Linked DNA regions of Mus musculus: region 1 is linked to region 2. Evidence: chromatin loops called from intact Hi-C (ENCODE). Cell type or tissue: heart. All regions are shown on one strand. Links, peaks and the distances in the headings refer to the core of each region. The heading gives the core; the rest is flanking DNA.

Evidence for each region. Hi-C counts contacts between places; a loop is a spot of excess contacts. Peaks named below come from ENCODE experiments on the same cell type or tissue, not always from the same donor. Only the 100,000 strongest peaks of a DNase experiment are listed, where the experiment ranks them.
Region 1: it touches region 2 in a loop (4-fold over the local background); 1 of 42 quality-filtered maps calls a loop at or near these places.

Annotation. Positions count from the first base shown.
Region 1 is chr19:29,098,273-29,104,403 of GRCm38, reverse strand. It overlaps Rcl1 (RNA terminal phosphate cyclase-like 1), which reads right to left and starts at 3,029. Exons shown (of 9, transcript NM_021525.2): 1 at 2,764-3,029. The coding sequence starts at 2,899. In heart, for the core only: no CTCF peak of the experiment used is centred there; a DNase peak (open chromatin) is centred at 3,153; H3K4me3 peaks cover 2,498 bases; H3K27ac peaks cover 2,236 bases.
Region 2 is chr19:30,026,802-30,032,524 of GRCm38, reverse strand. It overlaps Uhrf2 (ubiquitin-like, containing PHD and RING finger domains 2), which reads right to left and starts at 2,012. Exons shown (of 16, transcript NM_144873.2): 1 at 1,594-2,012. The coding sequence starts at 1,746. In heart, for the core only: a CTCF peak has its summit at 2,185; a DNase peak (open chromatin) is centred at 2,084; H3K4me3 peaks cover 2,874 bases; H3K27ac peaks cover 2,857 bases.

The sequences.
Region 1 (6,131 bases), core at 896-4,895, 930 kb after region 2:
TCTGAATCTGTTCCACATTCCATTACCTGAGTCAGGAAGAGGCAGGCAGAGATGGAACATGCTACTGAGGACTGAACTATGAACCCAAATCCACATTCATGTGTTTCTGTATATGTGCATATTTTGCATACTTAACTTATGTATGTATTTTCGGGCACGTTAAGTCTACCAATTAAAAGTTGAGATGTGAATCGAGGTCCCTCTGAAAGTAACCGAACAGTGGACCCTAAAACCTCAAGTGTCAGTCTCTGTGACATTAGTACCTTGAGAAGGTGTGTTAGTTGGGTTTTGCTGTTAACTTGACACAAACCAGAGTCAGCTGAGGAGAGGAAATTCCAATTCAGAAAACACACACATTACATTGGCCTATGTATGGGCAAGCCCATGGAATGATGTCCCCCTGGGCAGGTAGATCTGCAGAATATAAGAAAGCAAAAAGGGCAAGACCATAAGCAGCAGCTTCCTACCCTGATTTCCCTTCCTGAGCAACTACAACTATAAATTGAAATAAACCCTTCCCTCCCCAGATGGACTAGGGTCAGACTGTTTTTCCACACCAACAGAACCCTAAGACATGGAGCAAAGCAAACTATGTTCTACAGTGGCACCCCATAGAATCCCAGCTAGTACTGCCTCCCCAGGTACCGGAATCCCTAGCTTTTCAGAAAAATGCCAAGGGCAAGATCCTGCTTTTGAAAGAAAAAGGAACCCACATGTGAGTTCCTAGAAACATTGAAATACTGTATTAGAAGGCACCTATCAAGTCAACTCTGAATTCTATCTTATGGGTAACATATTTGTGAAAGAAAGCCCAAGTCTCCATGCTAAAGCACTTGCAATCTTAATTAATTAATTAATTAATTAATTAATTAACTAATTAATTAATTAATTAAAGTAAAACCTTGTGCCCAGTGGTCACAGTAGAAGCAAGGTCTCTAGGCTAATCTGGGGTTGGAAACACAACACAGCAGCCCAAGCAATAACCTCTCCCAAGGACCAGATTTAAAACTGGGGGTGCAGAGGGAGTGGGGGTAAGAGATTTGAGAGAATGGAGTACAACCAATTTAGTCATCATCTCTCCTCAAACTCTGAGGTTTTTGACTGTTTGCTTTCAGGTTTTGTTTCTGTTAAACGGTCTTGTTTTTTTTTTTTCCCAAAACAAGGTCTGACTATGCAGCTCTGGCTAGGTTAGAACTCACAAGTGAGCCAGCCGGTGGTGGCGCACGCCTTTAATCCCAGCACTCGGGAGGCAGAGGCAGGCGGATTTCTGAGTTCGAGGCCAGCCTGGTCTACAAAGTGAGTTCCAGGACAGCCAGGGCTACACAGAGAAACCCTGTCTCGAAAAAGAAAAAAACAAAAAACAAAAAAACAAAACCAAAAAAAAAAAAAAAAGAACTCACAAGTGTAGACCAGGCTGACCTCTAACTCAGAGACACACTGTGTGGCCCAAGCTGGCCTTGAACTTGGGATCCTCCTGCCTCAGCCTACAGAGTGCTAGGATTACAAGGCTGTGTCACCAAGCCCAGTGCTCTCTCCAACAGGGAAGACAGACTTTACTCACTCCCTTAACAAGCCTTCTGTTTTTTTTTTCTTTCCTAACCTATTTCCATCACCATGCACAAAACGTTTACAGTGGTAGCAATGAAATTATTAAAAAAAAATTCAGACATGATGAAATAATCTAGCCCTCTAGTAAGAAAAGAAAAAAAAAAAAAAAAACCTCGCAAAAATAAACATACCAGCCTGACCCAGGAGGTCTCCTGAACGAACTACAACCCCCCCCCCCCTTTCAGGCTACTGATAGTTTTTTTTTTTTTTCTCTTTTTGGTTTTAATTGGTTCAATTGTCTTTATCAGAAGGGATCTTGGAGACACTTTTGAACACGCACCTAAATTCTAGGGGAACAGCTGCAAACCAAAGCCATTTAACAAGACGCGGGTTCAAATGATGGGTTCAACCTATCTATCTACCTTTGTGAGACAGATAAATCAATAAGACCTTTGAAGCCTGCAGTTTAATGTTTGGCCTTCCTTTTCCTTAAGCCAAGACAACTACGTCTACGACGTAAAAACTATCTTGGTTGAGCGCTCAGGAGCAGACCTGTAATCCCAGCACTCGGGAGGTGGGGAGGTAGAAGGAACAGGACTTGAAGGGCATCCTCAGTTACATACATAGTTTGAAGGCAACCTGAGCAACATGAGACTCCGGTTCAAGAAAAACAAAACAAAACCCTATTACAAAGCTTCGCTACTGCGCACATCGGTGACTAATAGAAACAAGCGCATCGTTTAAAAATAAAATTTTATAATACACTTCCGAAGAGATAGGGCGGGGGTGTGGTGGGGGGGGGAGGAGATAAATAATGGCGACAAAAACTGGTGTCCAAGCGGGGCAGCGGTTTCAGAGACCTGCTTTGGATGAGATTGGGAAACCAATCTGTGGTACTTTTCTCTCTAATGTCTCACTCAATCACTAGATGTTGGTCCAATAAACTGTTTGTTTTTCTCCAGGGAGGTTTATGGCGAAAGCAAGAGACTCAAGAGAGGGAAGCGAGTGGGCGATGCCTACGATTCGTAGCAACAAGCTAGCCAGGAAAACGTGCAGCTGTTTACTACCCGTGCCCAGGAGCCACAGGGCATCCTTCCACGCGTGGCGCAGCTCGCGGACAGATCTGTCGCCCGACCACCATCCCTCCCACGCGCCCAGTGGCCACTCCGGGCTACGACCCCGGGTCCTCCCTCCTCGCGCCCCCTCCCAAGTCACCTCGGAGGCCCGGGTTGTCGTCCCTGGCGCGAATCCTGCGGATCTTGACCGGTCGCCCGCTCAGGGTGGACAGGACCAGCCGCTGGCGCAAGAAGTTACACCCCGCGTAGCTGAGTGAGTGCGCCTGGGTCGCCATGTGCGCGCCGTCCGCAGAGGCCCGGGACCCGGGACCCGGGAGCGCGACCAGGACCAAGGCAGCCCCCGACGCGTCCACGTGGTTTAGAACAGGAAGACAGAGCGACTAGACACCGGGTCAGAGGGGAGCGGGGCGGAGCCAGCGGCCGCCCGCCCGCCTCCTCCCCTGGCTGGGGCGGCCCGGCCTCCGAGGCACACTACCATTGGCCCACGAGGGATCTGGGTGTTGCCCTCTCTGCGTCGCCATTGGTCTGCGCTGTAGCTGGGCGGTGCTCATGCCGCGTTGCCATTGGCCGGTAGTGAAAGAGGGCGGTGCCCGGGCCCCAGCAACAGCGCGCGGCTGGAGGGACCCAGTTAGTGCTGCGGGGAAACCCCGGCGCCCAGACGCCTTGGGGGTCTGTCTGTCTGTCTGTGCCGGACTTTCACGGCCTATGCGATAAAGGAGGCAATGGCTCCGCCTGGGTGCCCACAGCTGGTGGTACTTAGCAACGTACCTACGGCAGCCCCGGGCAAGGATGCTAGCTAGCCTCTCCCGCGTTTTCCTGCCACCGAAGAGAACAGGATTGACACGCTTACCCTGTTGTAGGCGCCTTGTCTGGGTCTGAGCCGAAATCCTCTGAGGTGCAGCCTGCAATCTTTCACTCCCGGGAAATTGCCAAGCTGTCAGAGGCTGCCTGAACTAGGACCCCGAGCCTTTAGACAAGAGACCGCTGCTTATTTTGTAATGAGGGGCCTCTCTTTGTCCCTTTCTCAGCTGCCCCTTCGTTCATATTCTTTGAGTTTGGTGTCAAGACATATCTGTAACCTCGCATGACTCAAAATGGACAGTTGCAATAACTTCAAGACATACATGCTCATGCATGCACGGGGGATGGGTGGGTGGAGATCTTGCTTTTCCATCTGTCCTGTCATCCAAGCTTGCACTACAAAACCTTTCTAAATATTGTACTGTTTCACGCCTCCATTAAAAAAACAATCAAATGACTACCAACTTAGGAACGCAGTGGTCTTAGTGTTAGGTTTACAGCCAGCCATTCACGGGCTGTAACCCCAGACCTTAAGTCCCAGAAAGCACAGTGAAGGATGGAGTAGAAGCTGGAGAAAGAAAAAAAAGGGGGCCATCCTAAGCGAGTGAGAGTCCCAAGGAAACCCCGAGGAGCATCAGTGGCCATCAGAGAAGAGTCTACGGATCAGCCCTGAAATCCACTGAGGCAGCTAACCCACTTACCACAACGCCATTCTGTTAAGACTGCCTTTACACAGCTAAGCGGCATCTGACAGGCAGCGTTCTTTGGAAAAGCTCCAGGACCCATAGGCTCTCCTCTAAACGTTGTTGTGAAGAATACTAAAGCACCAGGGGTACTTTCACATCAGGAATGGATTTTTCATTTTCTTTTTTAATGCTATCTCGTTTAATTACTCAATAGTCTTTAGAAAAAAGATATTATTCAATAAAGAATGCTCACATCCGTTCAGAGCTCACTGCTTTCAATGGAGACCTTCTGAGTTTTATTCCATCAGCGTCTCACCTCTGCTTCTAGATTTTCAAACCCACCTGGAATTGCAGGCCAATAGTACTGAGGTATCAATTCTCCTAGTCTTCAGGCAATGACTGTCCTGGGCTGACATGGAAATACCCAGGCTCTCTTTGCACATCCAGGAGGTAACTCTGGGGTGTCCTTTCAGCTCCAGTTTCTGGCTGTGGCATCCTCTTGGTTAAGCACCATCTCCTGGCTTCTTTCCCTGTATCCCTTCCCAGCTTCTCTCTGATACGTGCTAGAAATAACTCTCAAATAAATTATGTCCACTCTCATTTTTTGCCTCCGCGTCTTCTGGGCAATTGAGAATAAGTCCTGACTTATAAAATCTGAGAACTGAGATGTAGAAGGGGGAGGGGGAGCTTGTTGTAAGCAACACAGTAAATGGCAGAATCACAATGACAGCTCCATTTACTAAGCTATTCTTTTAGACTTCTAAACCTTCTGGGGGATGCGGGGGTAGGGGAGAAGCGTCTTCAGCATAGTTGGAATGCAGCAAAAGCCACATAGAAGAGAGCTAACTGGCCCAGTAGCCAGAATCAAGTGCCAGACAGGGTATCGAGTAAGCCAGCAGACAGTTTCACTCATCACCCCTAGACTCCCTGACTGGTCTTTGGTAGCACCTTCACTAATGCCATCTGAGGTAAAGATGAGCTGTTTCACCAAGTCCTGTCCACATTGCATAGCCACAAATTAGTGCCAGCTACGGGGTTGGGTGATTTGTTACACAATAATAAGTAACTGAAAGTCATTCAGTGTGGTACAGACATTGCTGTTTTAGTTTAGATAGCTACGACTGCACATCCCTGAGCAGTAACGAATTAGCAACCCACAACAAATGTTTGCATGATATTACAGAGTGAGTGCCAGCAGGTACCACACTGAGAGTCTTGTCTATGGGACCTTATTTTGTCTTCACACCAAGATAGCTCACAAGTTGGACTGTAAGTGAATAGAAGCTTACAGCACAGCTCTGTAGAATGCCGCCTATGTTTATATTCTGTACAATTTATTAATTTGTTCCTAGGACCTTCTGCCTAACTAAATGGTAAATGAAATGTGTCTCACTCCGTGATTGCTTCTGTAACACTTCTCTACTTATAAGGACCAAAATCTACTTGACTAAGCCATAGGACATTGGGAGAAATAAATTTTTCCTACTACACAGACAAAGCTTCTTAAAAACCACACCTCCTGCCATTTCTCATCCTTCCTCCTTAGTCTTCAGGGATCCCAGGGCTCGTTTTATCCGACTCAGTCTGGAACTATTGTGCTCCAGTTTAACCATGAGTTTCTATGTCCTCAAGTGCTTACAATGACTACTCAAAACTATGTTTGGGCAGATTCTGTATAGACTTTCATCACTTCTGTGTAAATGACCTTCTACTCAATGAGGGTGTGTCTTAGTTAGGGTTTCTATTCCTGCACAAACATCATGACCAAGAAGCAGTTAGGGAGGAAAGGGTTTATTCGGCTTACACTTCCATGTTGCTGTTCATCATCAAAGGAAGTCAGGACTGGAACTCAAGCAGGTCAGGAAGCAGGAGCTGATGCAGAGGCCATGGAGGGATGTTACTTACTGGCATGCTTCCCCTGGCTTGCTCAGCTTGCTTTCTTATAGAACCCAAGACTACCATCCCAGAGATGGCCCCACCCACAAGAGGACCTCCCCTCTTGATCACTAATTGAGAAAAT
Region 2 (5,723 bases), core at 1-4,000:
GAAAGTCAACGGTTTTCCTTTTCTGGTGTTCAAGTCAAAGGCTGGCACTGGAATTCTCTTTTTTATCCTTAATGGTTATTGGGCTGTGGAGAGAGAAGTAGTGAATCACTAACAATGGGGGGAGGGGTTGGCCACTAGGGTTTCTCTACCCCCAACCAGGAACCATTTTCTGATTATTAGTGTAAGTCTATTTCATAAGTCATCTTTCATTTCTATTTCTTGTATTGGAGTCGCCCAACTATTCTAGGAGTCAATGTACAATATTATTACTATTTGTATAGCTTTCACTGATAGCCAAAAGGAAAAGATAATAGCCACTTGAGGCACAGCAATACAATGCTACAAAGTATTTAATAGGTATGACTGTTTAAAAACCAACTTTCCAGACAAGTAAACTCTTTACTGGTCAAACACTCAAGAAACAATATAGTGGATACAACAAGAGCAGAAAGTGCTACAGGTTTTCTGTCAGAGGCCTTCCAAACACTTTACCAAAACCCTGGCTTTTTCTTGCCGGTTGTATAATCTGTTACTTAGAAAATTTTGACCAGTCTGAGAAGTTGTAAATCTGTAAAGGGAACAAAAATATTCCTTCTAAACCCTTTGTGGCTTATAGGCTACTTCCATCGAATCAGAGAGAACTGCACTTAATTCAAAACTCAGGACTGGAGCCAAACTGTGGTCAACTGACTGCAGGATGCCAACTTTTTTAGTGGACTAAAGACAAAGGCAAGAAAAACAATGTGGGTCTGGGTGTCTAATCATAAGACTCTGAGACTTACTGGATAGGAAACGTCTTAGCCTCATCAGGCAGAGCCTTACTTAAAATTAACGGAGATGCCCACAAGCACCCTTGTGGCCCAACACAACTTTCTGGCTTTTTTTGAATTACTGCTGATTATGCTGAAAGGTTTGAGTTGAAAGCCCGAACTTAGGGGACACACAAAGATGAGAGGTAAAGTTTATGGGGAAATAATCTGTCCGTATATTCAACAGACTTAAACCCGACTTCAGGTTACAAACATCGTTCCTTAAATTAGAGGTCTCTGATCTTTTACAGAACAAATCCCCAGTCTGAGACTGACGACAAGGAAGGAGGGGCACGCATTCTACCACCGTTCCGATGTTCAGTGTTCAAATCCTTCTAGTGAGGAAACAGGGATAAGGTGCTTCCCTTTCCACGTCGCATCTAGGAGCCGGGGGCACGGAAAAGAAGCAAGTCCTTAGAGGAGTCGGAGACGGCGCTGCGAATAAAGCCAGCTCGTCCCTCCCGCGCCCCGGCATGGCTGCCGGAGCCTGTTGCCTTTCCAGGCTCCGATCCCCCCCCCCCCCAAAGGCGGGAAGAGGATCCCCCAGGACCCTCGGAGGCTATGTCCGTGGCCGCTGCCAGCGACAACACCGCGTCCCGCACCTTCCGACCCGCTAGGCGCGCTTGGGGGGAGGGGGGGGGCAGCCGCAGGCCCGAGCTCCAGGCCCCGCATCCCGCGCCCCGCCAGCGGCCCATCCCGAGCACAGCGGGGCGCAGCCCTGGACACCCAGCCTCGTCCCGGGGCGCCGGCTGCTCGCGCCCGGGCTCCCCGCGGGGCGCCTCACCTGCTTGCCCCGGTAGAACAGGCGCTGGCACTCGGGCCTTACATCGAAGAGCGCCCAGACCCGCTCGCGCAGCTCCTCGATGGTGGCTTTGCGAGAAACGTCCTCGATGGTGCGCGTCTGGGAGCCGTCGATGGTGCGGACCTGGATCCACATCGCGGCGGCACGGGGACAGGGGACCAAGCCCCTTTGTCTGGCCCTGCGCTCGGGCCGCCGCGCCGCGCCCCGCCCGGTCCCCGCCGCCTCCCCGGGAGGATCCGGTTCTCTGCGGCGGCGACTCGGCGAACGCGGGTGCGGGCGAGGACTGACGCTCTTAGACCGCGCGACCGCCCGCCCGCCCCTCCTCGGTGGAAGGAAACCGGAACCCGCCCGAGGTGCGAGCGCAGCCCGCGCCTCACAAATAGGAAGGAGCCATGGCTCGGCGGCGCGCACTGTTTACTTATAGAGATGCAGCTCCCACATGGAGGTCACGGCGCCAACCCGGATCTCGCGAGATCCACGCGGGGCTCCGCCCCACGCACAGCCTGGGGGGCGCTAATATGGGAGGGGGCGGGGCCTCCAGAGCCGTTACTCGGAGGAGGGCGGGGTTGGGCAGGCTCGCCGAGGCCAGCTCGCCCTGTGCCCTCGTTGTCGTTGGTCACCTCGCAGTCTCCTGAGGCCTAGACTCCATGGTCTCAAAAACGCACGAACAATAGCTAGCCGTGCTGCGCGCTGGCGTGAGCAAGAAATGGGGATGCAGCCTACGTTCCCGAGACTTCACACCAGGGTGTGCGCCCGCCACGCGGCCTCTCCCGGGGCGCGTCGGCTTGATGGACGTGCTTCCCGCCGAGGAAACCCGCTTCCGGGAGGCCCCAGGGCAGAGGCCTCGCACCCACGTTTCCCGACCGGAGAGCCGGAGCGGGAGCTGGACCTGACCGAGTGGGCCTTCTGCGCTAAGGGCGCCTTTAGCCGCAGGGATCCTGGCTTTGCAGGACTGTACACCTCCGATCCAAAAATCCGGAGATCCCAGGGCGGGATACGGCCCCCACACTCAGGGGACCCATCCAAAAATGGAAGACTTAAGAGAGAAAGCAAAGCAAACGCATTATCTTACATTCACCGGTATCCGTAATGTCAGTACTAATCATTCCCATGAGGATAAGAGGCACAACTTTGTAACAACCAAATTGATTAGTCAAGATGGCCTAAATGGAAATACAGGAAGAGTGAAATGTGCGTCAGCTCGAGATATGAATATATATATATATACCTAGAGCCTCTAAGTTACCTCGACAGCTTCCTAGTTAACTAAAACATTTAGTTGATAAGGCAACAGATACATCTGAGAACATCTAATCTGACCCATGAAGGGATCAACTATTTGTTGTTACAAGGATATGCTAGGGTCTCGGGCTGTTATTCGTGGTGCACTGCCAACGGTGTGCTGCAGTCTGAAGCCTTGAGTCTTGGGCTCACGGGTTGGGACGCGCGAGAATTGCAGTCTTTCTGTTTAACTGTGATCTTGAACAAACTGCTTCAATTTCCTCCAGGTAAAATAGTGCTCATAAACACCGAGGGAATGTTAGCTTCCTTGCCACTCCCTTAGTAGCACACAAGAAGGTATTTTAGAGCTTTTGTTATTAAGAGAATTTAGATAAACTGGGAATATTCAAAGAAGATAGGGTGCTTAAGCAAAGACTGGGAGTGCATTTTCACACATCAGAAGACACTACACTTCTGAGAGAGGTTGACTAAATAATGAAGGGCAAGTGTGAACATTAGCATTCAAAGACTTTTGTAGGCCTCCCGGGGAAACCTGGGCTTTTTGAAATGTGCATTGATGTGTTTAAGTATTTAGAATGACAATAGAACAGAGTGCGGAAGGAGGCCTTAGGGAAAAAAGCAAGCTGTGGGAAGGTGAGAGAGGCTGAAATTTAGCCAAGAGCCAACTGTTGTCCATTTTGGAAAAATTAGAGATAGTGAGAAGAATAAATTGTTGAGTGTTCTAGGAAACCCAGCTCCTGAAAGTTGTAGAATTTGTGAATGTGAAAAGGGAAGAAAATGGAATGAGTTCCATTTGAGTTGTGTGGCATTTGAAATATATCTCAAATGTGCCTACAGTGGAGATGCCTGGTAGTTGAAAAGAACTGTCTAAGAGAGTGAAGGGAAGAAGGAGTTTCTGAGAGGAGGAAAGTCTTTTGGCTTGATAGAGATGCCTACATTTTGGCGAATAGAGAAATAGGTGGGGGGGGCTGGTGAGATGGCTCAGTGGATAAGAGCACCCGACTGCTCTTCCGAAGGTCCGAAGTTCAAATCCCAGCAACCACATGGTGGCTCACAACCACCCGTAATGAGATCTGATGCCCTCTTCTGGTGTGTCTGAAGACAGCTACAATGTACTTACATATAATAAATAAATAAATCTTAAAAAAAAAAGAGAGAGAGAGAAATAGGTGGTACGGATAGGGAAGAGAATAAGGGGATATTGGGTGGGAAGTTATAACCTGAAGAGTTGACCATGTCAGCTGGGGGGGGGGGGGCGGGCGGGGTTTGAACATTTACCGTTTGCTCATATGTTACATTTTTATATGCTTACAATTCCACAGTTAGAGATCCTCTTAAGAAAAAGTAGGGGTTTATCTTCTGCCTATTGCTGGTATAAATGAAAGTATCAATCACTTCCCTGTTCTTAGGGCTGATCTGCACAGAGATGCCACAAAGGATGTTTCTGCTGCTCTCTTAGAGATTAATCAGGAAGAAAGCCCAGTGTAAGACTTTGGTCTGGTTAAAGGCTTTTGTTGTTATTGTTCTTTGGTCTTCATTCTTTCTTGCTTATTTGAAAATCTCATGTAACCCTGACTGTTCTCAAATCCATTGCATCATGCTAGGATTGTATCCAATTTCATATCCTCCCATTATGTGAGAACAATAAACTTTTTTTTTAAGACACCACTCACATGTCTACCTCTCTGTCATAGGTTAGTTGTGTTCAAAACAGCAAGGTTCCCAGGTCTTGCTCTCTTCTAACATGGATAGCAGCCATATTGGATTAGGACCCATCCTAACAACTTTATGTAACCTTGTCTCATTAAAGCCTCTATCTCCATACATTGTCATACGAGGAGCTAGATTTCAAAACATTAATTTTAATATGCCGTGGGACATAAATTGTGGGACGTAAAATCATGCCAGGAAGTTTGGTAAAGTAGAGCAGGCTGAAACCTGGAGACTCGGGTTGGGGGTGGGAGGGGGCGACACACCTGAGATTTAGGCGACTTCCTGCTCCCTGTCAGACTCCTGGGCTGGAGCATGTGCCATGCTTCTCACATAAAAGAAATGAGTCCTAAGGTCGCATAGGCTCCAAACAGAGTTCTCCATGCTAATGAGGTACCTAGAGGCCCTGAGGGCTTAGCCAATAAGCTTCCCTTCCTGGATATTCCTCTCTGCAAAAGGTATTTAATCTCAGGCCTACCCTGAAAAGTGGTAAATGCATTATGGTACATTATGCATCCATTTTCCACCATGAACAAGCAATAAAGTGTTTGGAACCATGACCGTCTCTTGTCAAATCTGCCATGAGGAACCTGGGGAAGGCCTTTGTCTACAGAGCTGCAGCTTTATTCTCGCCATAGAAGGTTTCTTTGCGCTCCTAGCCACTATCTCCACCAAGACTGCCACTGCTAAACGAAGTACAATCACCCACGGGGACAAGCCAGGGCTCCCCTCCCCACTTCCCTTATCTCCCCCTCACTAGACACTGCCCCCCCATCCCCAGCCAGTGAGTCCCCAACTCCATTTTCTGATCTTCTGCGATTTCCAGCAGCTCCTGGATGTCCAAGAGTCTGAGAACCCCATGGCCCTGGCCTCATCACAGACCCAGGGACGCCTGAGCCAGCTCCAGCTTCCCCACAAGACTGTGCTTTCCCACCCCCAGAGCAGTGACTTAGTGATTCCAAACAGCCCAGCACCCACCCCGACAGCATTGTGGGGCAAGCAGAGTCAAACTCCCAGCATTCTGCCTCCCCAGGAGGCTGTGCCTGTGGCAGAGCAGATGTGGACCGACAATATACTAATATGTAAAAATAGAGGAGAGGACACAAATGAGTCCACATCCGATTTCTAAGACCATTCTGTTCGATGTTACTCTATTTACA